6 separate regions of the Mus musculus genome follow, and regions 1, 2, 3, 5 and 6 are each linked to region 4. The links are chromatin loops, found by intact Hi-C in ENCODE. Cell type or tissue: gastrocnemius. All regions are shown on one strand.

Region 1 (5,000 bases), 100 kb before region 4:
AAATGGAACAGCCCGAGTGCATCTGGTGAAGCGCCTGAGACAAAAGTAACAAAACTGTGTCCACGCTGAAACAAAAAGTAACAAAACCATGTTCACACCCTGGGACCTACACTCCCATCACCCTTGATGACAGAAGATGAAGGAAATAAAAAAACACAGAGGAAAGTGAGCAGGGTTCTATCAGGTGAGGCATCTGGATGGACAGACAGCACACAGGAGTGGCAGTGCCTGTGCAGAGCAGGAAGCCGAGCTGTGCTGTGGGAAGAAGGGGATGGTGGGGATGGATGCGCAGCTATTGAGCCAGTCTTTAGTCCACACTCAGGACGATCCCAAAGCTGTTGTTTGTACTCTGCCAGCTTTAAGAGGGTATGGGCTGGGAAGATGGATCAGCCGCTAAAGGACTGCTCAGTCAACCGGGCTGGAGGTGGAATCCCAGCACCCATGTGGAGTGGCTCATAGCTCAAGCTCTGGGGTGTATCTAAAGTCAGCTATAGTGTACGCATATAAATAATAATAAATAAATAAATAATATTTAAATAACCAGTACCCCGGAGCTCTTAACTCTAGCTGCATATGTATCAAAAGATGGCCTAGTCGGCCATCACTGGAAAGAGAGGCCCATTGGACACGCAAACTTTATATGCCCCACTACAGGGGAACGCCAGGGCCAAAAAGAGGGAGTGGGTGGGTAGGGGAGTGGGGGTGGGTGGGTATGGGGGACTTTTGGTATAGCATTGGAAATGTAAATGAGCTAAATACCTAATAAAAAATGGAAAAAAATAATATTTAAAAATTAATAAAAATAAAAACAAACAAACAAACAAAACACAGTGCAGCCCTGACATTGGTGGACAGGATTCAGTAGGGGTGGGAGAGGCTGGGAGCCAACACTGTCTTTTGCCTATGCTTTCAGACAGCTGTAAGTAAGGCTTTGGCTTAAGGAGTGGCAGGGGTGGAACTGGCTGTTGATAAATGTCAACAGCTTCTAAAAATAAACAGGCCAGAGTCCCAGTGCTCAGAACTTGTGAGGTTAGTCCCCACTGGAGTGCAGGCCACCCTTTATGGGCATCTGAGCTTCTTGCTTTGACCTTACATCAAGAACAAGAACCCTAATTAAGTCAGCTTCATTCAGGGTTAGTCCCTGGCTTCCCAGTGCCACCTCCAGTCTACGCCACAAAGACACCAGGCTGCTACTTGACAAATGGCCAAGCTGCCCGCTGTGCTTGACGTGTGTGTTTACGACACACCAGTCCCCAAGATTATGTACCAGATGCTAATGCACAGGGAGGGCATGGCTTGCTATAGGTGCATGCTTGTAATCCCAGCATCCAAGAGTCTGAAGCCGGAGAATCACCAGAAGTGTGAAACCAGCCAGGGCTATGTAGTCTGACTATCTGAGTTCAATACCTGAACCCCACACTGTGGAAGAGATTGTTGGATAAGAGAACTGTCTCCAGGGAGCTGCCCTCTGACTTCCACATGTGTGTGTGCAAGAACATGCATGTGCACCTGTGCATGTATATGTGCACACAGGCACACAATAAATAATAACACAAATGAATGTAAAACAAAGAAATAAACCCAAATCAGGGAGATGGGCAGGAGCAGGGGGAGAGGTTGGTCAACCAAAAGCAAGCATGTTTGAAAAATGTCACGAGGGCACCTGTTACTTTCTATGCAAATCAAAAATATTAAATTAAACTTAAGCTAGATTGAGAAAGAAGGGCAGGCGTGCAGCTGGCAAGCTGACGGATGCTCTCCAGGCTGCTCTGGCCAGCTGACAGGGGAGAGGCAGGGAGAGTCGCATTCTCCATGGGGGAGGAGCCTCTTGGCACAGATGTTCCCTGTGGGGAGGAGCAGGTGACTTCTTCAAGGAACAGGGTGAGGCTGACAATTCTGCATTTTCCGGAGGCCTGACACCACCCAGGATTCCGTTAAACCCACCAAGACATAGACCCAACCCTGGAAGCTGGACCAAGCCTTTCTCAGTGTCTCATTTCCAAGGCTGATAAATACTGCAACCTATTAGTTTTCATATTTAGGTATCTCAGAAGTAGCATTTCCTTACAGGGACCACAGTCTCCAAATGTGCTTAGTCACTGTTCTGCAGCAGGGCAAGAAAGCCAGAGGCACTGTTGTCCCTAGATGGTCCCACTGTTCCTGTGTCTAAACAGACACTGCCAAGGCTGGCTGCTCACACCCAGAAGGTGGCAGTCAAAGCCTGTACCCTGCTCCTTCAATTCTCTCTCTCTCTCTCTCTCTCTGAATTATTTATTTTATGTACATGAGTATACTGTAGCTATTTTCAAACACACCAGAACCAGAAGAAGGCATCAGATCCCATTATAGATGGTTGTGAGCCACCATGTGGTTGCTGGGAATTGAACTCAGGACCTCTGAAAGAGCAGTTGGTGCTCTTAACCACTGAGCCAGCCCCTCCTCTTCTTCAAGATATAGTCTCACTAGGTGGCCCAGGTTGGCCATGAACTCCTATATAGCCCAGGCTGGCCTCAAATTCATAATCCTTCTGCCTCAGCATCCCTAGTCCAGGCATGACTAGCTATACCTGATCTATACGTGATCTAGTCATGAGCCGCCATGACTAGCTATACTGGTCTATTTTAACATTTTATTATCACTGTGTGTGCACATGTGTGTGCTCGTGTGAGTGTGGGTGTATGAGTGCCACACTGTGTGTGTGAAGGTCAGAGGACCACTTTCAAGAGTCGATTCTCTTCTTCCACTGGTTTTGGGGCAGGGTTTCCCTTCTTGTTTCTGGCATGTAGTGTGCTCCAGGTAAGCTGGCCCAAGAGCTTCTGTCTCCATCTTTCGTCTTGACATAGAGCTGCTGGGGTTACAGATGTCAGCCATTGTATCTGGCTTATTTACACGGGCTCTGGGGATGGGGCTCAGGCCATGAGGTTATGTGAACATTTGGTTTTTTAACCTCCTGAGCCTACTTGCTGGCTCTGTTTTAATTTTTATTATTTCTCTTTATTTTGAGACAGGACCTCATGTCTCAAACCCAGGCTGGCCTCAAACTCCTATCAAATCAAAACCATAACACTTTCTCTCTCTCTCTCCCTCTCTCAGAGAAGATAAGAGACGTTTATTTTGGAGATAAATGTGAGTGACCATGGCCGTGACCATGGAACCCAGAGAGAGTTAGTTTCCCCTAAATTCTGGGTTAACAGTGTGGAAGCAGTTTTACGAAGTTTCTCTAGTAATGGAATAAAGTCATAAATAAATAAAAATGAATCAAGGTGCTTTTCAAATACATTGTTGGGAGCATCAGAGAGGCTGGCTACAGGAAAACAGAGAACCCTGTTGTAGGCCTCACGTACTGATGGTACCTTCGGGTTTGGGCTGGTGGAAGCGAGTGAATATTTTCCAAAGGGAACCTGGTTCTCTATGCATTCCAGGTGCTCCACCTCTGTCACATAGCTTCGAGGACTGTCAGGAGAGATTAAAGATGGCCTGAGATAAGTTGGCTCTGAACTTGCAACATTCCAACCTCTCCACATTGGTTGATCAGTCTCCTCGCAGAAGGTTCAACTTGAAAAAGCAACTCCTTTCTGGGAAATTTCGTGCATATTCCCCAAGAACTGTCAAAACCTAATTGAGATAGGCATACATTTACATGAAATGTAGAAGTCAAAAAGAAAAAAGAAACAATATCATCTCGTTATCCTGAAGCCATGGGAGGAGAGGCAGGGTGTGTGGTGGGAATATCTGGATGACAGTCCTTCCACAGGACTGCTAGGGAAATGTGCTTTTCCTTTGGCTTTCCATGACAGGGCTGTGTTCTGTCTGGTCATGCTGTCCAGAGGTGGAGAACCACAGTGACCCAAACTCTGAACCAGAGAGGTCTTCTGTCCCCCAGGGAATTGTCAATAGGTTGTCTGCCTAGCTTTTTCTTTTCCTACTCCTCTCCCCACCCCTGCCTCCTTCCCCTCCCCCTCTCCCCTCCCCTCCCCCTCTTCTCTCTCCTTCCTTCTTCCTCCTCCTTCCCCCTTCCACTCCTCTTCTCCCAATCCCCAGACAAAATCTTACTCATACTCCTCTCAAACTAGTAATTCCCCTGCCTCTGCCTCCCAAATCATGGGATTAGCAGCTTCAGAGACTTTCATCTCTAATCTCTCTCAAGGGCCTTCAGAATGCTGTCAAGGCAATTCCACCCAGGGAAGAATATGGTAAAAAACAGTGTGGTGTCCTTAAAAGGGACAGATGCTTGTCTCCTACTTGCTAACCTCCCCACAGAGATAATCAGGCCACAAGAGGCTGATGGGAGTAGGCTCTGCCTACAAGGATGGGGGTCAGCTCTGGGCCAGTAGGTTATAAAGCACGTGCACGGTGATGTCAGAAGGAAACCCATTATTTTATATGACTAACACACACTCTGTTTTACAAGCTGCATTTGGAGCCAGTCCCCAGCTTCATGATGACCCTTCGGAGATCCATTCAGGGAACTGGCAGGTCTGGACCCACCCAGCTTCCCCAAGCCCCACCCATTCACCACCCTAAACCTGTTTGCTTTCTTTAAAGTTCCCTTGGATACAATCTCAGGGGATGGGCTGCCAGGCGCTGGGAGTGCCTTTTGCATCTGCTCAGGTGACTCTACATTCGGTGACTTCAGGATCTCTCTCTCTTTTTTTTTATAGAATTATTTATTATATGTAAGTACACTGTAACTGTCTTCAGACACAACAAGAGGGCTTGTCAGATCTCATTATGGATGGTTGTGAGCCACCATGTGGTTGCTGGGATTTGAACTCAGGACCTTTGGAAGAGCAGTCAGTGCCTCTTTCAGTGCTCTTAACCCCTGAGCCATCTCTCCAGCCCCAGACTTCAGGATCTCACAGGGATGAAGTCGCCAGCTCAAAGGCATGGGGACCTGAGGTTGGTCATGCTGCCACCCTGCTTTCTCCTGTAAGTCAAGTGACCTGTTGAAGTCACTCTCACAGGTCTGGCTGAGCTAAGCCAGTCCTTCCTAAGACCCT
Region 2 (5,000 bases), 110 kb before region 4:
CCAGGCCTGTGTATCCGAATCCTGTTGTAGGTGCTGCTGCTGTTAATTGAAGCAAGCGTCACTGTTCTGGGCCTGTTGGCCACCACTCATTCTCCTTTTGCTGCTTCTACTGCTCCGTTTTCCTGCTATCAGCTCAGCCAGCTCTACTAAACGCAAACAAAAGAGAGCACTTGACAAACACAGTTTATTGAGCCTAATGTTGCATCCTCAGGGAAGGCATCTTAGGAAGGGCTCTCGCCAGCTGAGCCATACGGCTTGCTTAGATGGTCAAAGAAAGGACTTCTGTGGCAATCACAGCAAACCTCTAAGGGAAACTACGGGCCTTGCATTACCTGTAGCGCAGTCCCGAAGTGCAAACGAAAAACTACTCTTGGCTGACCACAGCAGTCCTCCTATGCAAATAAAAGACTGTGTTTGCCCCAATCACAGGCCTTCTGCTGGGCTAGCACAGGAAAGGCTCCTCCTCTGGTGTAGGTAGAAAGGCTGTAGGGCTCTCTAGAGTTCAGTGACGGTTGGAATGGCATAAATAAAGTCTGTCGCAGATGAAATGGTTGGAGCTGGGCCTACAGCTGCAGCTCCAAGAGCTTAAGTTCATAAGCAGAGAGCGCCTGTGGCTGCAATATGGCTTCCTCGGGCCTCCTTTGGAGAACTCAGGGCAGCTGGCGCTGCATAAGCGCAGCTCAGTGAATGTATGTCAGGCACTGCTTCCTAAATATAGCCAGGGCTCCAGGGGCAAGTCTAAGGCTGACAATCTCAACAGCAAAAGGCGTGCTTTCAATCGAGGTGTATCATCAACAGGGCTTTTAAAAAAAGATTTACTTATATGTATATGAGTACACTGTAGCTGTACAGATGGTTGTGAGCCATCATGTGGTTGCTGGGAATTGAATTCAGGACCTTTGCTCGGCCTAAAGATTCATTTATTATTATGTGTGAGTTCACTGTAGCTGTCTTCAGACACACTTCAGGGTGTCACATTTGAGGGTGTCAGATCTCATTACAGATGCTTGTGAGTCACCATGTGGTTGCTGGTATTTGAACTCAGGACCTTTGGAAGAACTGGTGCTCTTAACGGCTGAGCCATCTCTCCAGTCCCTCATCAACAGGTTTTTTTTTATATTTCTTTATTATATGTAACTACACTGTAGCTGTCTTCAGATCTGATTATGGTGGTTGTGAGCCACCATGTGGTTGCTGGGAATTGAATTCAGGACCTCTGGAAGAACAGTCAGTGCTCTTAACCGCTGAGCCATCTCACCAGCCCTCACCAACAGTTTTATCAGCAACATTTAACATCATCTAACAACCCTTTTGTTGAGGTTAACTCTTAGCCAGAGATGGACAGGTTCTTCTAGTATGTGTCAAGGCCACACTTGGGTGACTTGCTACTTCAGTGGTGATACAATGTGGCCGGACATCTAAGTAGCCCAGGACACTCAAGGAGGCAGGGCAGAAAAGAAGTGAAGGGAATACCAGTTGTCACAGCCCACTGAAAGTCTCCTTCCCTCCTCCCCTCCCTCCTCCTTCTCCCTCCCTCCTCCCCTCCCTCCTCCCCCTCCCTCCCTCTAAAGCAGTCAGCTGTCAGTCTCTTCCTATGATAAAGTACAAAGGGGAGGACCCTTCACTCTGAAATGAGAAGGGACTCTGTCCCAGGGATGGGAGCCCTCCCCTGTGTGTACAAGCCCTTCTCTTAGTGAAGAGAGTAACAGGACCTAAGGAGCTGAGGACCTACCCGTGGCCAGAGCTTGGGGTGATCTGGCGACTTCTAGTCCAGAGAGGAAAGCCCTCACTGAGCCTTGACCCAACCTTTCTATAGATATATTTTAATTGTGAAAACTCTTTTTTTCACCTTTTTATTCTTTTATTTTATTAACATTGGTGTTCTACCTGCATGGATGTCTCTGTGAGGATGTCAGCCCTCCCACCCCCGTAACTGGAATTACACACAGTTGAGACTACCATGTGGATGCTTGGAATTGAACCCCTGGGTCCTTTGGAAGAGTAGCCAGTGCTCTTAACCACTGAGCCATCTCTTCAGCCTTAAGTTTGAAAGTTCTTAATGGAAGTCTTTGTACTTTTCTAAACATTATGAGAAAGCACTGATCACACCAAGGACTGCTCGCTTGTGTGTTAGTCTGCTGAGTGGTGGCTGTGGCTATGGTTTAGCTGACTCTATGATGACAATAAGAGCTTTTATTTTTTATTTATTTTTTACTATTTATTTATTTATTTATTTATTTAGTTAGTTAGTTAGTTAGTTATTGGTTGAGACAGAATTTCTCTATGTAGCCCTGGCTGTCCTGAAACTCACTCTGTGGACCAGGCTGGCCTTGAACTCACAGATATCCTCCTGCCTCCACCTCCGCCTCTGCCTCCTGAGTGCTAGGATTAAAAGCATGCACATGCTCCACCACTGCCAGGCATGGAACTTGCTCCATGCATCCAAAAGCGCATCATCACTAATTAACTCAGAGTAGTAGCCTGCTAGAAAATCCGTGTGCAGACTCCTGCTAAGAAAGCGTTGAGATAGCCGGGCGTGGTGGCGTTGAGACACTTCCCATACAAGCGCAGAGGGCTACAGGCAGCAACCTGCCTTTGTGCAGAGGGGTTTTGGCTCCATTTTGCTGAGGGCTACTTCAATGGTTCAGTCCCAGTGACACTAAGGGAGTGGGAAATCCCCTTGCCTCTGCCTTTCCCCTGTGACTTTTCCCCATGTCCTCGGGTTCTCTACATCTAGATTCTGTTCTCTGAGCTGGGTGCTGGACATTGTGAGAGACTGGGAGGCCCTGAAGTCATGTGGTGGATCAGTGTGCCTGTCCAGTTTTCTGTACCCAGGTCCCCGTGACTCTTGATTCTCAGGCGCCACCAGGGGGCACTGCTAACCTCCAGATGGCAGCATTGGCAGGGCTACAGGGCACAGCTGCAATTGTGCAAACCCAGCAAGTACAACCAGCTGCTGCCACTCTCCGTGGCCCTGCGACTTTACCAGACTAAAACTGAGGTGAATGGAGCATGGGGGAGGGGCAGGCATGGCACACAAATTCACAGGTCATTGCCTGGGTTTCTAGGGAGATGGGGTAAGACCTAGAACTCTAAATGGGACACTGCATTTAGCACTAAAACATTGCTGAGCACAATGCCTACTGGTATGGTTGTGGCAGGGGTTGGGCCTTCCATGCCCTGGCCTGATGTTGTCTTCTAGGAGGAACATACTTCCGGCCCCTGGCCCAGCCCCCAAAATGGCCCCTTCAGCAGAGGGGAGTATTGTGGTTTTGTTCTGCCTTGAGAGGATGGAAAAGCACTCTCGTTTAGCCACTTCCTGCCCTCTGTCAGGGCTCCTCAGTGCCTCTGAGAGTTCAACAGAAGGCCGCAGGATGAGGTGAAACCACCACAGATGAAGCAGATGGCAGAAAATAGTCATCTGTGGGCTTTCTGTGGTCAGCAACCACTGAGCACCCCAGTGAGCAGGTACCACGCGGCAGCTAGAGCAATGAGGAGAACAGATACGCTTGCTAGGTCATGGTGACCCCTCCTGAAGGCCTGAAGGGTCAGGGGACTCCTGATCGTGTGCTGGGACATAACAACAAGCATTGGGTCCACCATGTGACTACACAAACATCTCTGCCACCAGAGGTTCTGACTGGGAGAAAAATGGGAAACAAGATCAGTGACCATCTTTGCTCTTCAACTCCTCTGGAGCAGCGGAGTGCAGACTCAGATTGACCTGCGTGGAGGTTCATTACGTGGAAAAACTCCCGAGGGTTTCTGGTGGCAAAGGCTTGTCATCCTGATGCATCTCCTTACCAACACGGGGCAGGACCTCAAGCTTTCACTCTTTAGGTGACAAGGTAGGTCTCCTGGACGCTAGCCAGCAAGGCGTGAAGCCTGGACATACTCCCCCCCGCCCCGCCCCCCGCCCCGCCCCCCGCCCCCGCCCCCCGCCCCCCGCCCCCGCCCCCGCCCCCCGCCCGCAACAAAACAAAAAAGAGAAGAGGCAGAGTTTGCCTTATGGGACAAACATTCCTATGTGTAAGGAAGACATGGGTCCATTCACAGCAAGAAGCTACAAGAAATGCACAACACACACACACACACACACACACACACACACGCACGCACGCACGCACGCACGCATGCACTTCCACAAAGCACCAATAATCAAAGAACTGAGGAGATACGAGATTAAAGGGACAGAAGAGTAAAGCAAACATGGACCTGCTGAGGTGCAGACCCGATGTCCATGGTACTCCAACAGCCTCAGTAATGCCCAGCACAGCCTCAATGATAGCAGAAACAACAGCACCCGCAGCACCCGGTGGATAGGACGCTGATGCTCACCTCTGCCCTTGAAAAGCCTCTGTGTGACGACCATCCACGAGGAAGAGTTTAGGGTCATGCAGCCATCTGGGCATTGAAAGATACACTGTTCTGAGGCTCACACAGCAGAGCCACTGAAAACTGGAAACATCAAGTGGGTGAGTTTTATTGTATATAGGTCATATTTCTATGTTGCTAGGAGAATGTGAGGATTTACCAGAATTAAAAGGCATGGTACTTAAGACACAGTTCTGTGGTCAAGAGCATTTGCTGCTCTTGTAGAGGACCTGGGCTCAGTTCCCAGCATATAGTGCCTTACAACTGTCTGTAACTCCATTCCCAGGGGTGCCGATGCATTCCTCTGGCCTCCTTTGGTACTTCATGCTTGTGGTGCATGTATATGCATCAAAACACTCATAAAAGAAAAATAAAGAGGGCTGGAGAGATGGCTCAGCAGTTAAGAGCACTGACTGCTCTTCCAGAGGTCCTGAGTTCAATTCCCAGCAACCACATGGTGGCTCACAACCATCTGTAATGGAAGCTGTTGCCGTCTTCTGGTGTGTCTGAAAATAGCTACAGTGTGCTCAAATAAATAAATAAATCCTTTTTTAAAAACAGAAAAATAAAGTCTCAAACACAGCAGCAGCAACAGGCAACAAAATTTATTTATTTATTTATTTATT
Region 3 (5,000 bases), 430 kb after region 4:
GCAGGCTAAGGCAGCCATGGGGAACAAGTCAGTAAGCAGCATGCCACCTAGGGCCACTGCATCAGCTCTGGTTCCTGCCCTATTTGAGCTCCTGTCCTGACTTCCTTCAGTGATGGACTGTGACGTGGAAGCGTAAGCTGAATTAACCCTTTCGTCTCCAAGTTCCTCTGGTCATGGTGTCTCATCACAGCAACTGAAATCCTGACGAAGACAATGTCATTGTAATTTGTGACTATTGAAAGCTCCAGGACTTGTGGACAAGACTAGCTTTCCTGGCTGAGACTGTGAGCGATCACCCAGCCAGACCTCGCTGAGCCCACTATTAAAGTCAGGTCACCCCTGCAGGTTCTTGGCTAAATTTTAGGTTATCTTTGATCCATTTTTAATACAGGAAATGGTGTAACAGCTATCCATGTGTTGATAAATGATGTTCCTTTCTTTAAACTTTTTTTTGCTGTATCCTAAGTTACCTGTCTGTGTGAGGTGTATGAGTATATTAAGTGCAAGTGTGTTTAGAGGCCAGAGAGGGTGCTGGATCTGCAGTTACCGGCAGCCGTGAGCCTGACATGGGTGCAGGGCACCTAACTTGGGTCCTCTGGGAAAGCAGTAGTTGCTCTTAGCCACTGAAACATCTCTCCAGGTCCCCTAGATTTTGTTTTGAAATGAACACGGTGTGATGAGATGAGCCTGAGGGAATTATAACCATCCTGATAGGAGAGACAACGTTCTGAACAAACACTTAGGCCTACTCCTGTGAGTATCTGATGGTTTAAATCATGAACCTCAAGAACATTTCCTCAGGGATCCCTCTGGGGGAGAGGAAAGCATAAAGCCTTGGCGGCATCCAGGGGAGGAGCCTGCCTCTCAGAAGGAGACCTCCCAGAGTTCCTGCTTGTCAGGGCACCTTACCGGAGAGACTGGAGCTTAGACAATGCCGGGCCAGTGAGGAGCAGGACCACACCTTGGCCAGGACTGTGTAGTCAGGAACACCCCTGCCTGTTTAAGCCTCCTGTCAGAATCCAGAAGTACACTTGAGTGTCACTGGGCCCTTTCTTCTCTTTCCCATGTGGACACACTCAATAAAATGTTCTCTGATTTTTATTATTGCTTGTATCTTTAATTGACATACAGGGCACAGCACAAACATACTGTGCATAAACAGTCAAGTTTAGACTTTCAGCACCCAGGCTTTGACCCTGAAAACCTGTAACAGAATCTTGATAAATTTCTCATCCTGACATTTAGTGAAAATTACATGTCCTTCTTCACAGCTGCCATTTCTAGGTGTCTGCAGGCACTCTTAATTATATACCGATTCTATTTGTATGTGTATGTGTGTGTACTTTGGGCATCTGGGAGCCACTGAAGTCAGAAGGGTCAGATCCCTGGATGTGGAGTTACAGATAGATGGTTGTGAGCTGGCATGCGAGTGTTCAGAACTGAACCTAGTCATCTGCAGGAGAATTCAGCATTCTTAACTGCTGAGCCATGTCTCCAGCCCCTCACAGGCACTTAAAAAATACATTTTAACAATAGAATTACATCGCTCCCCTCACTTTCTTCCAGCCCCTGCCAGATCTCTGTCCTCCAGTCCCTCTCAAGCCCCAGTGCTCAAGTTAAGTACCCTTCTTTAAAAATTATTTTCACATACATCTATAGATTAGTATGTATGTGTATTCACAATTATATGTAAATACAACCTGCTAAGCCTGTTCCTTTTGCTGCTGTATATGGTTTCAAGGCTGACCACTCTGCATTGTGCAACAAATAAAGGGGTCCATCTCTGGGAGTAGCTAACTCTCTCTCCCAGCAGCCACTAGTGGCCTGTAGGTCTTTGTCTAGGGGTGGAACCCCAAGAAAACCTCTCCCTTCCACGTTAACATGTCCATCAGATATGCCACTGCTTCGGTCTAGTTTATGCAGCCATTTCCAGGAGAGATGCTCACGGCAGACTTCTTGGTATACAGGCTCTTACAATCTTCCCACGCCTACTTCCTCCAAGTTCCCTCGGCCGTGGATGCAGGAGCTGTGATGCAGATGTATCTGTTGGGATCTGGTGATCTTGCATTGTATCGAGCTGTCTTCTGGGACGGTCTCTGTTAGGTGTAAAGAGAACCTTCTTTGATGAGGCTTGGCAGCTACACTTACACAGGGACAGGGCTTGCACACCTCACTGGCACTTTACAGAAATCCTCACCCTCTCAAAATCCTGCAAGGTCACATTCGTCTCCGTTTTAAAGGTGGAAAAACTGAATCTTGAAACTGTGCCCTCTGGGAGTTTTGCCACCGGTGGGAAGATTGGAAATCGTTGGTTAGAGGGCTTCTTGGAACACTGCTACCTCCTGATCTCCCTTTCGGCACCTGAGTGGAAGCGCCTCACAGACTTTATGAAAACAAGCCACTTTCCCAGCTTTACCCTTCCTCTGTAGGACCAAAACTCACTTGCACAGGAAAGGGAACGCCCTCAAAAGTCCATTCCTAACAGGTTTTCTCTCAAAGCAGTCAGCTGGCTCCAATTCCAGGTCTCTCTCGGCTTAGGGTGGCTGTTAAACCCCACTGGCCGGCAGAGGGCAGCACAGGCCAGCTAATGGATGGATCAGTGCTCCGAGCATCCGCCTCCAGCCTCAGCCACCTGTATGAAGTAGGCAGAATGATGCATAGTTGAACCTCCTCAGGTAGGGTGCGCCCAGGTGCAACACCTTAGGTTCCAAAAGGCGCAGGCCAGTCTCCCTCTCTTCTGGTGTAGCCTGGAGATGAGACAAAAGAAGACTGGACCACAGGCAGATTTTTTCTGGCACCTCGCCCACCCCGTAGGGACCTGTTGTAACCGGAGTGTGGGGTTTCCCTGCAGGAACTATAGTAAAGGACATCTTTTCAAAAATAGTTCTGATCATGGCAAGGCTAGACACAGGAGCTCGAAAAAGAGCTACAGGGAACTTACACTCACTCGAAGCACCCAGGGGGCTTTGGGAGGATCACATGTTTTTGTTTTTTGAACTCTGAGCAGCACCCATAGCTCTGGGTCACCGTGAGGTTACCTGGTGAGGGTTTGTTTTTGTTTTGTTTTTTAAATCAATCTTCTAATTTATTAATGTGTTACAATGAGAAGCGCAACTGTATCTTATAGTCTATCATGACTTCAATGCGGGCTTTAGAATTAAACTCTGTTGCTAAGTTTTATTTTTGTGGCGCAGTCCCCATTAGGTGTGCTGTGCTGTGCTGTACTGTGGTGATCATGGTAATCTGGCCAATTGAAGAAGCCGAGCTCTGCCGTAACAGGAACTCCAGCAATGCCTTCACTCCCTACAGGCAGGTCCAATGTGATAAGGCCAATGTTTCCATATTGCTGAGAGAAATGGTCTCACCTGTAGGTTTTCCTCACGAAGCAATGCATTCAAAAGTGGAGGTTCAGATTGTTAGAATGCACTTCCCATAGCTGTTTAGGAGGTCTTAGATTTACTGCCACAGTTCTGGTGGTGGCCATACTACAGCTCGGTTAGTTATGTTTCAGGGTGCTTACGCAGTTCTGTGACAGCCACACAGCAGGATTATAGCAATGCAGGAATCAGCTTGCCTAGCTGCGCACTTTCCCTCCACTTTCCAGTGCTGTTGATAGGGAAGGGGAATCAGTGACCAATGGCACATGTAGTGCAGGGCTGCTCCCCGTAGTCCTGGCTTCCACACTGGCTGCTGGTAGTACTACCTTGGAAGACTATGGAAACACCGGGACATGAGGCCTCACTGGAAAGAACAGGACTCTGGGTGCGTTGGCCCTACTTCATGTCCTGTTTCCTGGTGGACTGAAATGTGAGCAGATGGCCTTGTGCTCTGGCTGCAGCCCTGACTCTTTCCCTGACATGGTAGTGGACTGTACTCTCAAACTGCTGGCTGGAATACATTCTTCCTGAAGCTTCCTGGGTGTTCAGTTATAGTTTGAGAAAATAGCTATTACACTAACACCCACAAGCTATTGACTAAATAAGCAGATGGCAGGGGGAGGGAGAGACAGAGAAATCTCTCATGCAGAGTACTGGATGATCTCTGCAGATGTTCATCTCTGGAGGCACGAGGTGAGGTCTGCCACTTTTCTCAAAATCACTGATTTTTTTTATGTTGACCAGTCAGAACTCAGAGTACAGATGTGTGCATGCAACAAGGCGTGTGTGGAGGTCAGACGACAACTTGACAACTTTATGTGGCCGGTTCTCTCCCTCCATCAGTCCATGGGTTCAAACCCGGCCTGCCAGGCTCCCATGGGTCCTCACTGCGCTCTTGTGTTCACTGCCTCGTTGGCCCTTTGTGTATGTGAGGACCGGTATGCTTACCTGAAGTGTACCTTTCTCCCATGGTTCTGCCCTCAGTGCCCATTTCTGTGCCTTTGGCCTGAGCCCCCCACCCCTACTGCCCCTGCTATTATTTCTCCATATGTTTGCAAGTTTGCACTTATTTTTTTCTGGACTCAAACTGTGTCCAGAAAACTGCCTTGTGTTGGGTGACTACTCTTTCCACTCATCTTATACTCTCACCTGACTTTTATACCTGGCTTCTCGGGTCTTCCCTATGTCTGCTCAGCTTATGTGAACTTACATGTCTTGACTGAGGCAGAGCCTGGAGGGACTTCATTCTGCATTGACAGACCCTTGAGTGGGCTAGGAACACAGTCAAATGAGTCTTATGTCTCCCTTGAGTCTAGTGTCCTGCTGAGGTCCTAGTTTTCTTGCCAGTCAGCATTTTATGGGGTGCATGAGACTTTAAGGTACTGTCTCTACCATGTGGGACTAACAGGGCTGAGTCTGCTGAGTAGATGGTCTCTGTAAAAGCCATCTTGCTTAGGTCAGCCTTTTTTGCTCTTTTTTTTTTAAAAAAAGATTTATTTATTTATTATTATATGTAAGTACACTGTAGCTATCTTCAGACACAGCAGAAGAGGGCATAAGATCTCATTACAGATGGTTGTGAGCCACCATGTGGTTGCTGGGATTTGAACTCAGGACCTCTGG
Region 4 (5,000 bases):
GGAGCACATGTCACATGCCCCCAACACTGTATTCATATGCACACCTACACATAGGCACATACTTAAAATAATAAAAATAAAAGCAAATCTTTAGGCGGGTGTAGTAGTGCATAATGTTAATTCCAGCACCAAGAGACAGAGGCAGGAAGATCTCTGTAAGTCAGACTGTTCACAGTGAGTTCTAGAATAGCCAAGGCTACACAGTGAGCCCTGTCTAAACAAAACAAAAACAAAACCTTAAATAAAATCCTCTCCTTCAATACACAATCAACTCACAAACTTAAGACAAAGAACAGACACATATACACCAATCCGTCACCATCGGCCAGTGGTCCCTTACCCAGAATGCTTGGGGCTACTAGTGTTGTGGATTTCAGATGTTTTTCTTCCGGATTAATACTTGCACATACACAATGATGTATCTGGGTACTGAGAATCAAGTGTAAACAGACACAAAGCTGACTCGTACCCCATATCCCTTGTTTTATCATTGTGTGTGTACACCAAGTGTATGTGTGGGTGCTTGTGTCACGTCAAGAGGCTGGAGGTCTGGGGATGCGTCTCCAGTCAGTTTTCTCCTTCCACCTTTTTGAGGGTTCTGAGGTTCGAACACAAGTTGTCAAGCTGGCTCTGCCAGCGCTTTACCTACTGGGTCATCTGGCTGGCCCTAGCTCGATGGTCATTTTATTCAACAGTTTTAGCATATACTGTGTTCTGTCTGAGGCCCAGCAGAGGAAGTCAGGTGTGGGTCTTTTTTTCATGAGTGCACTACAAGTTTTGGATTTGGGAGTTTGGGGTTGGGAGTGATGGGCCTGCCACAGGTTCCTTCGGGTACCACTGCTTACTTTTCTTCTTGTGCTTTCTGTAACTTACAATACACTCAGTTTGTAACCAGGATAAAACAAGCCTCTTAGGTAACTTTTAAGTAACATATAAGTAATTATTTGTTCTATCACAAACTAAAACACAGAATATTTAGCAGTTATTGTATAAAACCATGACAGAAAAGTGTGCTTGAAACAGCAAAATGTACTTCGGATGATTTTCCCCCCCTGTTGCAGACACAACTTGTCTTTAAGTTAAAACTACCAGAATCGCCGGGCGTGGTGGCGCACACCTTTAATCCCAGCACTCGGGAGGCAGAGGCAGGTGGAGTTCTGAGTTCAAGGCCAGCCTGGTCTACAGAGTGAGTTCCAGGACAGCCAGAGCAACACAGAGAAACCCTGTCTCAAAAAAAAACAAAACAAAACAAAACAAAAACCCTACCAGAATCTGTCTGCAACCTTATTTGCAATAATTAAACTACAAAACAGTGTGTGTGTGTTGGGGAGGGGGTGTGTGTGTCACAACCCAGGGACCCTACTAGCAAGTGGGGCCGTACTGAGTTCCATGTATAACACACTGGCACTCTGATAACACTGAAGACTGCTGGGGGCTCTGTGCCTCTTAGCTCCAAACACCTCCTTTCTTCTGGCGCTGGGAAAACGTACACCTCCTAAGCAGCCTGGTCTAAGCCTCAACACACAGCACTAATCCAGGGCGGCGATCCATAGAAACACCTGCTGACCCAGGGTTTCGCGGCTTCCGCTAGGGAAGGCTCGGGCCGCAGCTTCTCCCCGGGCGGGCGGGCGGACGGGCGGGCCTCCCTAGCGTTGGCCCCGGTGGCTGCTGGAGGAGGAACCCAGCCAGGTGCTCGCAGGCCCTCGCCGCCGCTCACCTGGTACAGCTCCTCCAGGTTGTACCTGATGGATGTGCTGCTCTGGATGGCCTTGACCGCTTCGTGAAGCTTCCGCCACGTGTCCTGAGTGTAGTTGTCAGGCAGCCGCGGCCTGTCTGTGGGGGAGAGAGGGTCAACGGCCGCGCGGGGACAGCACAGGCCGGGGCACCGAGGCAGGGCCCGGCCGGGCTAGCCAGGAGGTGCGGGATCGGGGCCAGCTGGGGCGCGGGGACGTGGCGGAGCGTGAGGTGCAGGGACAAGTCGGGTTGCGGCGCCGAGACGGGACAGTGCGGGAACCAGGCGGGCCGGGGCGCGGGGACAGGGCCTGCCGGGCAGCCCCAGGAGGCCCTGTCCGAGCGCGCGACCCGCCGGCCGCCCCGTTCGCTCCTCACCGGAGCGCACCCACCTCGGAAGTTCTTGATGACCAGCTTCCTGGAGCCTCCCGTGCCCCCCGGCTTGGCGGGGCCACCGGCCAACGCCGCGGGCTTGGTGAGGCCGTTGGTGCGGCCCATGAGAGCCGAGACGCTGCCCTTCCGAGGGCCCTCGTCCGCCATGGCTGGGCCGGACGCCGCCCCGCCCCGCGCCGCCCGGCTCCTCCTCCTGCCCTGCGCCCGCTCCGTGCGCGCCCGGCTCCTCCTCCTGCTGCTGTCGGGCTCCGCCCGTGAGCGCTCGGCTCCTCCTCTTTCTGCTCGCGGCCGGGTCCGCGCGCCCGAGGCCCAACCGCCGCGGCGCGCACCGGAACGATCCGGCTCCTCCTCCTATGCGCGAACTCCGCCCAAGGAGGGCTCGGGGACTCGCAGGCGTTCTACAACGAATGCTCGCGAGAGGGCGCCGTGACACCTGCACCGAGGGCTCCGGAGCTCGCCGCCCCACGTCACGTCGAGGGCCGTGACGAGGACACCCCGGCGAGGACTTGAGTGGATAAAAGCACCCGGCAACCTTGCCTCCTGGATCACCTTACACCTAGGATGCTCAGGGATGCTGCTCCGTGCGCTAGCGCGCCGAGGGGTTGGGGACGGGATGCTCTGCACCCATTTATCTGGGGTGCCCCAGTGTGAGATGTGGGAGGACTCAGGAACACATCCTAGGAGTGCGCGGGACGCCTTCCCAGTGGGCTCTGGACTTTGGTTCCGGGAGAGTCAGGAGCGCCTCTGCACACGGAGGGTTGGGGATCGGGTCACCCTCATGGGAGAGGGGTGCGAGGAATCGGGTCGCTAGCACACCGACGTGACCAGGGACACGTTCCCAAGTCGGTTGGGAACTCCTCCACGTCAGTCCTCCGCCCTCGCGCGCGCCCCCGCCGCACCCGAGGCGTCCCGGCGACCGCGCTGACAGCTGCCCCCAAAGAAGTGCTCTCACCACCGGCTCGGCTCGGCTCGGCTCGGCTCGCTCCACCTTCACCCGCTCCGGAACCAACGTGCAGAGGTTACCGTGTGGGGACAAGGAGCGGAAACGGACCTGCGCCGGAAGTGAGGCACTCAACACCCGCGGCCGCCGCTATGGCGCACATCACCATTAACCAGTACCTACAGCAGGTGGGTTTCGCTTGGTATCCTGGCCTACGGGCCACGAGGGGTGAGTCCTGGGGCCGGGTCGGACGGTGCCGGGGGTCCTGCGGCTGGCCTCGAGGCGAGGAGGGTGTGCTGCACGCGGTGGGCAGCCTGCCTTGTTCGGAAGTTGCAGGTGCTGCCCGGTGGACCAGGAGGAGGAGGATCCGAGGTGGAGGTAGCAAGATCGGGGCCACTTGTAGAAACGGTTGTCTGTGTAGTCAGCGCTGCTGTCCGCACGAAGCACGTTGTGTCTCTTGGCAGCGGTGCCCATCAAGGCTTTACTTAAAGCCTGGGAGTGGCACAGGCAAACACTGTTGCATCCGGGTGGAGGGCCGTGATTGCGTCTTCTAGGGTGTTGAAGATGTGAATCCCACTAGGCAACACACCTGGTGCAAGGGGCAGCCAGATAGGGAAGACTGATGAACGTTTTAACTGACTACACTTGCTGCTCATGGCTGCTTATGAACCTTGGATTTGCGCTTAGCTCTATTACCAAAGCCCCCTTTTCCTGTCCCAAACAGCTCAGTTTTGGGTACTACAGTACTAGAAGCAGTACTTGTGTGCTTCTTAAGTAGCGGCACTATTGTCGGTGCTGCGTGTGCATATGTATTCTCTTTGATTCCATCACAAGGCCCTCCTTGAAGAGCTCCGTAGGCGGCTAACCCAAGTCTTCCCAGCTCAGAAGCATCAGAGACTGGCTCTACAGTGCACATGTTTAACACTTAGCAAGATGCTAATTCTGGAGATCACGCTTGAACCTTAGTGATCTCATTGTTGGCCAAAAGACCAGTCTTTATTTCAACACACTGGCAATAGCCTTGGCCAGTGGCTACCTGTTAACAAATTGCTTGTCTCTCTTTCCCCATGATTCCTGTGCTGATTTCCCAGAAGCTGTTGGGGTCAGGTTGGTTGAATTTTGCCATCCTTACCGGTGTTAATAAGGTTAAGAGTAGCCTGTTACTCTTGTGACTGCTTGAGCCAGGAATAAAGGTCTTTCTTTCCTGTCACAGGGAATGGCATGGCATCAGCATGCTTGTGCTGCTTCCGGGTTATCCCAAGTCCATAGTGATGTTTTGATGGCCTGCAAGGGGAGCCTGCATATGTTTCAAAGAGAGAAACGTGGAGCTTGAGGAGTCTACTCCTTACAGCAAGGAGTGAGGTCCACTTTTCTTCAAGGTCAAACTAGAAGGAAACTTTACTCCATTTCCTAAGGTTAACAGTAATAAATTACCTCTAATTCAGAACCCACAGCCAAAGAACATCACAGACATCGTAGCCCTAAGAACAAGGACATTCACTGTAACCACAATGCATTTAGTAGCCTGAGAACTTTGACACTGATGCATGTAACTTTTAATTTTCCAATGTTTTGCACATTTTTTGTTTTTTTGTTTTTCAGTAGATATTTGCTTTATTTACATTCCAAATGTTGTCCTCTTTCCTGGTTTCCCTTCTGAAAATTCCCATCCCCTTTCCCTCTCCCCCTGCTCACCAACCCACCCACACTGGCTTCCTGGCCCTGGCCTTCCCCTACACTGGGCCATAGAGCCTTCACAGGACCAAGGGCCTCTCCTCCCATTGATAACTGACTAGGCCATCCTCTGCTACATATGCAGCTGGAGCCATGAGTCCCACCATGTGTTTTCTTTGGTGGTTTAGTCCCTGGGAGCTCTGGGGTTGCTGGTTAGTTCATATTGTTGTTCCTCCTATGGGGCTGCAGACCCCTTCAGCTC
Region 5 (5,000 bases), 110 kb after region 4:
TGAACTCCCCCCTCCCCTTCTTTAGCATGGGAGGCTGGCCAGAGGGCTACCTACTTGGGATCTGTTGCAATCGTTTTGGCTGGTAGTCGAGTGTTTTCACAGTGGCTATGTATCTGTGGAAGTCTTGCACCTTGGCCAGAGCACGGGAGGGCAGGCAGGTGTGGGCCTTACCTCTGCACGGTGGCCTGATTGTCCAGCTGGTCCTGGTTCACACTGTGGGCCGCGCTCTCAGCCAGTGGCTCTCTGAGGCTCTCCAGGATGCTGTTCCCCTCCTTCAGTGCTAACTGCAGATCTTCCTGCGGGGGTGGGGGTTGGAGAGAGAGAGAGGGAGAGAGGGAGAGAGAGAGAGAGAGAGAGAGAGAGAGAGAGAGAGAGAGAGAGAGAGAGAGAGAGAGAGAGAGAGAGAGAGAGAGAGAACACAGGGTTTGCACTGCAGCCAGCTGGCTGGGCTCAGGTCTCGACAGTGAGTAGGTGGGGCTAGCATGGGGTGGGAACACTGTGCACTGTGGGTGATCACACAGAGCACTTAAAACTGTCGAGGACACTGTATACTTATATATGATCCTCAAAGAATTAATTTAAAAACAAAAACATACACTAGCAAGGATGGCACCACTGCTGCTTGCTGTGGCAAAGCTAGGGTTCGGGTCACTCGGGGCACGGGGATGAGGTCAAAAGCAACTTTTGGAAACCCGACTTTTGCGCATCTCCTATAGCTGGCCTTTTACAGGCAAAAGCCATTTCGAAGGTGTGAGAGACATGCCTTGCAGAGATGGGGAATTATCTTCAGGACACGACAGCTTACAGCCACCCAGACCCTGCCATGTCAAAGCCATCAGTGATGCAGGATGTCTTGACCCCAGAAAGCCATGGGAGCTTGTAGCACAATGGTATTTTATGCAGCAAATTCAACCACAACTCCATCAGTCACCCGTGAGAGGAACTGGCAGACGCCCTGCCTGGTTACACTGGAGCTGCCCGGCCCCCTACAGGGCACACCCACCAGAGAAGTGCTCTGGTCTTGGCTTTGGACAGACTCTGAAGCCCCCCAGGTTTTCTGGGCTCAAGGGTGCTGTCCATCCACGCACACACATTCTAACAGGGCTTGTCTATGGGGCTTTGACAGGGCTATGGCCAGTTCTCAGTGTCCTATCAAGAGCCCCAGAGACACATTTACTTCTGGCCCTTCCGCGTGGCAACTCATCTGACATCTTGTGTCTAGGATCAAATTGCCCTGCTCTGAACCCCAGCCCCACAAGCCACACTCACCTTCACTTTGGCCTTCTTCTCTGTGTGTGCGCTGAGCACCAGGCTGGTTGACTGGACGTCATTCGGCAGCTCTGTTTCAGCCAGCTCGGTCCCAAAGGCCTGCAGCATCTGGGCTGTCTGCTTCACCATCAGGGCGAAGCTTTCAATTGCCTGGGGAGGAGGGAGAACACGGTCACAGAATCCTGCACAGGGCCGTGGCAGCCTGCAGCTCTGAAAGCTGACACCATGACTGTTCTTGGAAAGGAGAGGGTGGCCCCCAAGCCCTGTAGACACACGGGTGCCAGCAAATACCTTCTGGTGAGTGTCTCAACTTAACGCTCCTTCAGAAATGTACAAGGCAGGCTTTGCAAATATCCCTGTCGCCCGGGGTCATTCTGTACTCAGGGTGTCCACCTCCAGCTCCTTGATAGGAGACTTGTGAGTGTCCAGACCACAACACAGAGCTTGGCAGGGTTTTTTTTCCCTCTAAGCTCAGAGAGAGCCGCACCCAGGGTCATTACTCATGGTCTCTCTTTACAGTGACTAAGGTCTACAGAGACCATCTCCTCATTCTTGGGGAAGGAACTTCATGTGAGCGTGTTTTTAAAAGGCAGTGTTGTCATGTGAAAACTATTCTGCCGGCCTATGAAGTAATGAGAACAGGGCTGCAGAGCACCCAGGCCCACTCACTGTGCGGTGGCACAGCCACCTGGAGTGGCAGTAGTCCAGGGTCCCCCCGAGGTCCTCGGTCAGCTGCGACTTATCAATGTAGCCGTGTAGTTCTGGCACTGAGCTTAGCATCATGACCTGTGAGAGAGGGGAGCAGCATCAGGCACCCTGCCCCGGACGTCACAGTGGCTCTGGCTTCTGACTTGAATGGGGCCAGCTCCGCCCTCTGGTCGACAGGCCCCATGCAAGCCTCTTATTCAAATTGTTCCTTGGTTTCCTCATCTATACGATGGGCACATTCTGACAGATCTCACTGGGAGATGGTGGGGACTCAGTGAGGCCACTGGACATGAGCCACGGGTGGCAGTACTTTCTCTGGCAAGGAGCTCAGTATGCTGAGGGAATAGAGTTTTGCTTCCTAAGAAACCAGTTTATGCTGGTTCCTGATGAGAACGCCACTAACATCATTTTAGGCACTGGTGAGAATCAATTTAGCAGCAGAGCCAGACAGACTCCCCTCTCATTAGATTGACAGTTCCGAAAGGGTCCTACTTTGTGTGGTCGCAGCAGCCAGCCAAGCTCTTCATCTGTAGCTGGCCCTCACCTTTCTCTTGTCCTTTCTGAGGCCATTCTACCATGAGTTTTAGATGAAAATAAAGACTTTGCTTTGTAAGCTGTCAGGCAGATACTACAGAATAAACTTCCAAAGGCTCGGTGCAGATGTTATTTGATACCCTGACATCTATTATTCAACACTGAGTCAGTGTAAAGCGGGGGCTCTCTACTGGGGATGTCTAGAGACAACCTGGTTGTTACAATAGAGAAAATGCTCTGGTGACTTCTGGGCGGAAGTCAGGGTTGCTGGGAACCGAGTTTCCCAGCAAGGAGCCATTCCCAGTGCTGAGAAGCAGTCTAGATGTTAGGTCCCCACTGAAGTACGACGGCCAGATACAAAAGCATTAGACTCTCAGTTTGAGCTGGAAAACAGAGTTCTCACAGAGCTGCTCCATTTTCTCTTGGTTCTTCTAATAAATGTATCCACATGCTGCCAAGCAACCTTGGCTCATAGCCAGTAAGCCAAAGACGGATTGGGTAACTCAAGGAAGCCTCTATCCTTAACCTTAGTACGTGTGTGTGTGTGTGTGTGTGTGTGTGTGTGTGTGATACATTTCCAATCATAACAGAGAAGGTGAGGAGCCCAGAGTGCTTCTACAGAGCTCTCTTGCCATGAGATCAGTAAAGTGGAAAAGGTATCAGATACCTTCTAAAAGCCAAATTCTCCGATAATTCTAGAATTTATCTAAGATTGGTCTGTGAGCTTACTGGTGCCAGGACAGTTTCTGTAAACCCATTTTAACACCTATTAACATAATACGATGAAATAGTTTTATAAAAGAGACCACACACTATCATAGATGGCCTCAACCTTATTTTCCCATCACGTTCAGAAGTAAGGGAAACTGTTGTTAGTGTGGCTTACTTGCTGAAGGTGGGGAAGGGCCAGGCACATTGACGTCATCTGATCATAAGAGGGGAGGGGCAGAGTGTCACTCCAGCATCCATGGGGCTCAGTAGCAAGAGCTATGAATGTGTCTCCCATATCTAGTTTGGGGATCAGGACTTGACCTCTAGCTAGGTGATCAATTGCAGAGAGTGGTTCTGTCCTTGACTAGGTCTAAGAAGTGGGCTGTCTAGAAAGAGATGCCATGAGACATGGGGTTGAGTATCTTCCCATAGACCTGGGGGCCAGTTATTCTCGGAGCTACCAATTCTCGACTCTTAGAGAGTCACAGTCACCCCTTCAGGACTTGGGGGGGGCTGAGCATTCTTCCCTAGCCATTACTCTGATTCTTGAGGAAGACTGCTGTAGGGGCAGGGCAGGGTGGGTAGCGAGCCCAGCCTCCATTGTTGCTGCTTTGAAGGGCTCTAGCCAGTCAGGGAGCTGGTGTGAGGGGTGGACAGAGGCTTTAGACAGTTGGGAAAGAGAAGGTATCCGCCACCTGAAACCCGAGACACAGCAGACAGCATTGTGGACAGCGACCAGCCCAAATTCTATTTCCAAAAGCCATCTGGGTGACACTGCTGGTGTGTGTGTGTGTGTGTGTGTGTGTGTGTGTGTGTGTGGGTCCCACAGCCTGGCAAATGGTCCCTGTGCTCCCATTCTCTTTGTGAAAAAGAACCAGACTCCTAGGGTCACTCTCTGGCAGCTCCTGGGTGCCAGGAGTCACGGCTGTGAAGTGTGTGCTTTCAGGAACTTTATCTTGGTTTATCTTGGTCTTGGTTTTTGAGGGGAGTAGAGTACCACGAGGGTCCTTTCTCAGTGGGGGATGAGAAGGGCTGACCCATGCTGGTGGGAGACATGGAGGTAAGGGAGGAACTCCCCTGCTGGGTTGCGGCTGGCTGAGGTCCAGCACATGTGTGGCTAGCAGCTTAGGTGCCCTCCATGGCCTCAGGACACACAGATGCCCTCCACCAGCCTCCCTTTCTCTGAGATGTTTGGGGTGTGCCCCTCACAGTGGGCTGGCATAGGACAGTAGGTGACTTACAGTATTCTGATGCAGTTATCCCCTGGGACCTACCCAAGGCTGTTGCCTTGAATGGATGGACCACTAGCTTGGGCGGGGCAGGGCTCAAGGGAAGTGGAGCCCACTAAGCTTCCACTGCCAGAGCTCAGGGGCAGTGTTGCTTCCAACCAAATCTCTGGGGTTTTATTTGCTAGGTCACTTTGTGAGACTTTACCACATGCCAAGAATGTACTTAAAGCTCGCTTCTGCTGACACGGCTCAAGCGAGCACTCACCGGCACTTTCATCTTAAACTCATCTCTGTTGAACTTGAAGGCAATGTCCGAGAGAGTCCTCTGGAAAAAGCCCGTGGGCCGAAGAACAAGGACAAGCTGCAGGTTGGCTGGGAAAGATGCCTGCAAGACACAAGGAGGGCCTGGAGCATTTGCCACGTGTGGCCTAGGCCATGCAATGGGCCTGCCACTGCAGCTGACAGTGGGGCTTCTGCATCGACACTGTCAAAGGGTGATCCACTCCCAGTGTGGAGTACTCAGAATGGACTCATATGGAGCAAGGCTCT
Region 6 (5,000 bases), 350 kb after region 4:
CCCCGCGTCGGCCCGCCCCGCTGGGGCTGAGCGCAACCCCCATAAGGATGGATGTCCCTCGACCCCGGGATCGACCCGGCTGCAACTGCCTTCCGGGTGGGCCTGGCCGAGCGCAGGTGGAGCGCGGCGGGGACCCGACGGCGGGACGTTCCGGGCCTGAACCCTGACCCAGACCCGGACCCCGGACCCCGGACCCATCACAGAGAGCCACTCACGTATCTGCGCACGAGCGTCCTCAATAGACTGCAGTCCATGGTTATCGCTCCCGGCTCCGCGAGCCCCTGGGCTGCGGGCGCTAGCGCAGCCGCCCCCCGCCCGGTCACGGCCTGGGCGGCGCGGGGGGCGGCCGCGGCCCCTCCGCGCTCATGCCCCGCCGGCGGCGGCCAAGGGTCTCGGCCCGCGCGCAGGCGGCTCGGAGGAGGCGGCCTGCGCCCGGCGCTACTCCCGTCGGGCCGACGCGGCCTGCGCTCGATGCTCCGCGCCTGCTCCTCCCGCGGCCGCCGCGCCTCTGGAGCCGGCTCTGCCCCGCTGCGCCCCGCGCGTCACGGGCGCGTGTGAGCATGCGCGCGCCGCAGCCCCCGCCCCGGCCCCGCGCGCGCCGCGACTCCCTAGCGCGTCGCCGCCGCCCTGTTGCTTCCGCCTCCCTGCGGGACTGGGGGAGGGGGGGCGGGGGGGGCTGTCATCGCCCCCGCGTGGCTCGTCGGGTGCTGATCCACCCCTTCTCCACCCCCGCCCCGTTCACTCCTCTTCTAAAACGGAAGCCTGGCTGTGAGCCCAGGACTCCATGGCGAGTGCCATGGGCCTGGGTCCCTAGGCCTGCGGGGGGGGGGGGGGGGTCACACCTCCTGCCGTGGCGTGGACAGAAGACACAGGATCCTCAGGTGGCTACAGGGAGCGAACATTACCACCCCTTTTGGGACTGACTCCCTTGGAGACCAAACCAAACACGTCCTGATCCAGCTCTCATGACTCACTACTCTCTACCTCTACCTACTCCTGGGGCCCAGTCTCTGTCCTGCCTTCCAGAAACCAGGCCTCAGGGAAGACCCTCCACAGTCCTGGGTTTTACCTTGTGGTCCAGCCCCCTGTCAAATGCTTCCTGCTTCTACCTTACAACTGTATCACCATGGCTAGCACCCAGGGAAGGTGGTTCTTTGCTGCCTAGGTGTGAAGTGGCACATGGCTGAACAACCTTCCTTACCTCCAGCCCAGCCGTAATCTAGCTAATGTTTACTGGTTCCACATCCCTTGCTTTTGCTTCTGATAACGGTAGAACCAGAGACGAGGGATCTGCAGTGGCCGATCAGGAGCACCAGACCTGAGGATTAGGAATGTATTTGAGAGCGTTCTGACAGGGTGTGGAGGAGATCTGACTTTGCTATGGTTTGGATTAGACACTGGTGGCAATGGTGCCAGTGACTAAACTGATCTCCTGAGCCACCACCGCCTTCTACCCTGTTTTCTACCTAAGTTCTACACCAGTGCTCACCACGGAGCACCAGCTACAGACACCCAGCCAGCCTCAGGGCAAAGGGTTTTCTCTCCGGGCTTCCTGGACTTGCTGTGAGCCTGGTGGAGTTGGCAGTCAGCGCTCATTGGTACTCCTAGCTGTGGTGTGGACTCTTGAGGACAGCAGGCCTCTATGTCTAGGGACTAGCTGCTGGCCTCAGTGGGCCTGACTGGGCTGTTCATGTGTCTCTGATGCTCTATCTCTTTCCTACCATGACTGCTGGGCCAAATTGTAGGCTATTGGCCAATTACAATTGCAGTGGGTATTCCTGGCACAGATGTGCCTCAGGATAAAGCCTTCCTATCTATCCTTAGAGAATGTTCTACTTGGAGGAATGTTTCATTTCCTTCCTTCCTTTCTTTTTTCTTGTTTGGATTTTTGAGACCGAATCTTCATTCTAGGCTGGTCTCAAACTCTATACAAACATCCTGCCTCAGCCTCTGAAGTGTTGGAACACAGGAGTGAGCCCTGGTGTCTAGCTTATTCTTCATACAGAGCAAAGCACTTCCCTGGTGGTGCAACAGGAGTGAGTGACTTCATCCTCTGAGCCTTCACCCTTTGTGGGGCTCAGGACTCTCTGGCTCCCTCCAGCTGACACCATTCATTCTAGCAAGTGGCTGACTTGCTAATTAACACATAGAGGAACATGCTGGAGGCTGTTTAGGAAGGTTTCCTTGCTTTTAAGAAATCGAGAGTTTATTGTATATGGGATGGATCCCCCAGACATGTTGTGGATGCCAACAAGAGCCTGCTGACAGGAGCCTGATATAGCTGTCTCCTGAGAGGCTCTGCCAGTGCCTGACAAATACAGAAGTGGATGCTCACAGCCATCCATTGGACGGAGCACAGGGTCCCCAATGAAGGAGCTAGAGAAAGGACCCAAGGAGCTGAAGGGGTTTGCAGCCCCATAGGAGGAACAGCAATATGAACTAACCAGTAACCCCAGCGCTCCCTGGGACTAAACCACCAATCAAAGAAAACGCATGGTGTGGGACTCATGGCTCCAGCTGCCTATGTAAGCAGAGGATGGCCTAGTCAGTCATCAATGGGAGGAGAGGCCCTTGGTCTTGTGAAGGTTCTAAGCCCCAGTGTAGAGGAAGGCCAGGGCCAGGAAGTAGGAGTGGGCAGGTTAGTGAGCAGGGGAAGGGGGCAGGGGATAGGGGGTTTTCGGAGGGGAAACCAGGAAAGGGGATAACATTTAAAATGTAAATAAAGAAAATATCTAATAAGAAAAGAAAAGAAAAGAAAAGAAAAGAAAAGAAAAGAAAAGAAAAGAAAAGAAAAGGAGGATTCAAAGCAAACAAAAAACAAAAACAAAAAACCAACAAAAAAGAAAGCATGTGTTTCTCTTTTAAGAATGGATGCTGTTGTCTGGAGGTGCTGCTTACTGCTTTGCAGTCTCTTTTCAGACACCAGAGGACCAGAGGAGGTAGCCAGAGGAACGCATTCTTGCTGGGGACAGAAGCATGACCAAAGTGAGAGGAGCCTAGGATGTCATAGACCCATTAACCCAGGCTAACCAGAAACTTGGTAAAGAGTGAATGTAATACCAGGTGAGTTGGGTTTTCCATTACCAACAGATGTTAGCACTTTAACTTTAAACCCGTGAAAAAGAAGTTAAGACTCTGTTAAAATACCAGAAACTCTAACTCATTCTGTGAGCCTGTTAGTCAGTGCTGTGTAACAAGCAATTGAAGCAGTAGGGAGCCGGCGCTGGCCAGCTCTCCCAGACTTGGCAGGTTGTTCTGCCCTCCCTGGTGTTGGCTGGAAATCTGTAAGCTACTATATTCTTTTGGAGGCTCTGCCAAGGTAGGAATGTCGTCATAGCTCAAGTCACGTGTGCAGTGTCCCTGAGGTGGGGACTGGGGGTTACTGGAAGAGCAGGTCATTCTTTTCAGATGGCTTCTTACTACTCTGTGAGCTAGCCTGGGCTTCTTCACACAATGGCTTGGTTCCTCAAGAGACAAAATGAACACTACAGAACCACTAAAGGCTGAGTTTGGAGGCCCCAGAGCGTTCGCTCGGCCACACTCTTCTGGAGAAACTGAGATCATAGGCTTCTGCCTCCCTCCATAAGGAACACCAGTAAGCCACATTTCCATGAGAGCCTCTGGCCACCACAGCTGCTTTGCCCCAAGACAGCAAGCCATGTCCGATGGGAGGACATCTTATTTCCTGGGCCCTGTACAAGACCATTTGTCTGGAATCTTCTTCTTCAGAATAAACTCTTATTGGATTATCTTTCTTTGGTTAATTTCAGTCTCCTTTAGTCGCAGGTAATGGCTTCTCCCCTCAGAGTCACTAAAGTTTCGTGCCACCAGTGAGACCATGTACTCATTTGCTCAAAGCAGTTTGTCTAACCCTGTAGAAGATGGTCACTTGGGGAAGTCTTTTTAATGATGCTTGCCCGAGATGGCCCTCTCTGTCCCAACCATTCCCCACCAGGGCTTTCTAAAACTGGCAGCTACGGCATGCTGAGCCCTGAGCTGCTGAGGAAGGTTTTGTTGGGGATGGCTACAGTCATCGATCTCCCACTCTGGCACAGCTAGGGATCTTGTATGTACAGGTTCTCAACAAATTGTGGAAAGATTAAATTACACGTAGACTGCCGTTTCTTCAGCAGGAAGAACAAAGGGAGGCCGTGAAGCACTGCCAATGAAAAGAAAAGCTTACGGTCTACAGAAGTTCATCCAAGGGTTCCCGTGACTGTGTACAAACTCTGTGGACTGAGGTCCCAGACTCTGGATGCCCCTGGGATCATGCTAGCAGCCAGGTTCTGCAACACTTCCCTGGAATGTACCTCGGGGGTATTTGTGGGTGATACCAGTTTACTCATTTATTCTCAGACAGGGTTTCACCACATAGCCCAGAGGCTTGGTTAGGGTTTCTGTAGCTATGATCAAGCACTCTGACCAAAAATAGCTTGGGGAGGAAAGGGTTTGTATTTTTACAACTCTCGGCTCACACTCCATCACTGAGGGAAGCCAGGGTGGGGACCTCCAGGCGGGAGCTGAAGCAGAGCTGTGCTGTGGACTGCTTACTGGCTTGCTCCTGATGCTTTGTTCAGCCTGCTTTTTTTGTACCACACAGTATGGCCTGACCAGAGGCAGCACTGCTCCTGTGGGCTGGGCCCTTCCACATCAAGCATCAATCAAGAAAATGCCTGACAGACTTACCTGCAGGCCAGTTTCTCAGTTGAGATGCCCTCTTCCCAGGTACCTTTAGATCTGTGTCAAATTGACAAAATAATAAATAAATAAACTAACAAATAAATAAAATATTTTAAAAGCCTAGCACATTCAGGCTAGCCCCAAATTCACAATCTACCTGCCTCTGCCTCTCAAATCTTCCAAGTGTTGAGATTAAAAGTGTACACCAGCAGGGCAGTGGTGGCACACGCCTTTAATCCTAGTACTTGGGAGGCAGAGGCAGGAGGATTTCTGAGTTTGAGGCCAGCCTGGTCTACAGAGTGAGTTCCAGGACAGCCAGG

What was found. A loop is a pair of places that touch in the nucleus more often than their neighbours do. Peaks named below come from ENCODE experiments on the same cell type or tissue, not always from the same donor. Only the 100,000 strongest peaks of a DNase experiment are listed, where the experiment ranks them.
Region 1: a loop joins it to region 4, with 5 times the contacts of the local background. A loop is called at or near these places in 5 of 42 quality-filtered maps.
Region 2: a loop joins it to region 4, with 2.9 times the contacts of the local background. A loop is called at or near these places in 5 of 42 quality-filtered maps.
Region 3: a loop joins it to region 4, with 2.0 times the contacts of the local background. A loop is called at or near these places in 4 of 42 quality-filtered maps.
Region 5: a loop joins it to region 4, with 2.6 times the contacts of the local background. A loop is called at or near these places in 11 of 42 quality-filtered maps.
Region 6: a loop joins it to region 4, with 2.9 times the contacts of the local background. A loop is called at or near these places in 4 of 42 quality-filtered maps.

The regions. Positions count from the first base shown.
Region 1 is chr8:13,205,979-13,210,978 of GRCm38, reverse strand. No RefSeq gene overlaps it. Among named protein-coding and RNA genes, the nearest start is that of 2810030D12Rik, 7.7 kb to the right of the region's middle. In gastrocnemius, a CTCF peak has its summit at 2,200 (motif pointing right); a DNase peak (open chromatin) is centred at 1,234; H3K4me3 peaks cover 925 bases; H3K27ac peaks cover 4,695 bases.
Region 2 is chr8:13,211,982-13,216,981 of GRCm38, reverse strand. No RefSeq gene overlaps it. Among named protein-coding and RNA genes, the nearest start is that of 2810030D12Rik, 14 kb to the right of the region's middle. In gastrocnemius, a CTCF peak has its summit at 2,866 (motif pointing right); DNase peaks (open chromatin) are centred at 2,892 and 3,841; H3K4me3 peaks cover 525 bases; H3K27ac peaks cover 3,256 bases.
Region 3 is chr8:12,675,321-12,680,320 of GRCm38, reverse strand. 4931415C17Rik (RIKEN cDNA 4931415C17 gene) reads right to left here. Exons shown (of 2, transcript NR_166502.1): 2 at 1,096-2,747. Among named protein-coding and RNA genes, the nearest start is that of 4931415C17Rik, 5.4 kb to the right of the region's middle. In gastrocnemius, a CTCF peak has its summit at 2,570 (motif pointing right); a DNase peak (open chromatin) is centred at 2,592.
Region 4 is chr8:13,103,027-13,108,026 of GRCm38, reverse strand. Pcid2 (PCI domain containing 2) reads left to right here and starts at 2,684. Exons shown (of 14, transcript NM_178708.3): 1 at 2,684-3,252. The coding sequence starts at 3,217. It overlaps Cul4a (cullin 4A), which reads right to left and starts at 2,404. Exons shown (of 20, transcript NM_146207.3): 1 at 2,124-2,404; 2 at 1,718-1,833. The coding sequence starts at 2,271. In gastrocnemius, CTCF peaks have their summits at 2,546 and 3,159; DNase peaks (open chromatin) are centred at 1,976, 2,441 and 3,124; H3K4me3 peaks cover 3,418 bases; H3K27ac peaks cover 2,746 bases.
Region 5 is chr8:12,993,665-12,998,664 of GRCm38, reverse strand. Mcf2l (mcf.2 transforming sequence-like) reads right to left here. Exons shown (of 31, transcript NM_178076.4): 5 at 4,717-4,836; 6 at 1,939-2,055; 7 at 1,270-1,419; 8 at 172-296. Among named protein-coding and RNA genes, the nearest start is that of F7, 30 kb to the left of the region's middle. In gastrocnemius, no CTCF peak of the experiment used is centred here; a DNase peak (open chromatin) is centred at 2,981; H3K4me3 peaks cover 1,121 bases; H3K27ac peaks cover 1,857 bases.
Region 6 is chr8:12,752,568-12,757,567 of GRCm38, reverse strand. It overlaps Atp11a (ATPase, class VI, type 11A), which reads right to left and starts at 552. Exons shown (of 30, transcript NM_001293667.1): 1 at 216-552. The coding sequence starts at 254. It overlaps Gm33587 (a long non-coding RNA gene), which reads left to right and starts at 672. Exons shown (of 3, transcript XR_378725.3): 1 at 672-881; 2 at 2,909-3,063; 3 at 3,409-3,745. In gastrocnemius, a CTCF peak has its summit at 2,098; DNase peaks (open chromatin) are centred at 95, 543 and 3,254; H3K4me3 peaks cover 1,174 bases; H3K27ac peaks cover 1,997 bases.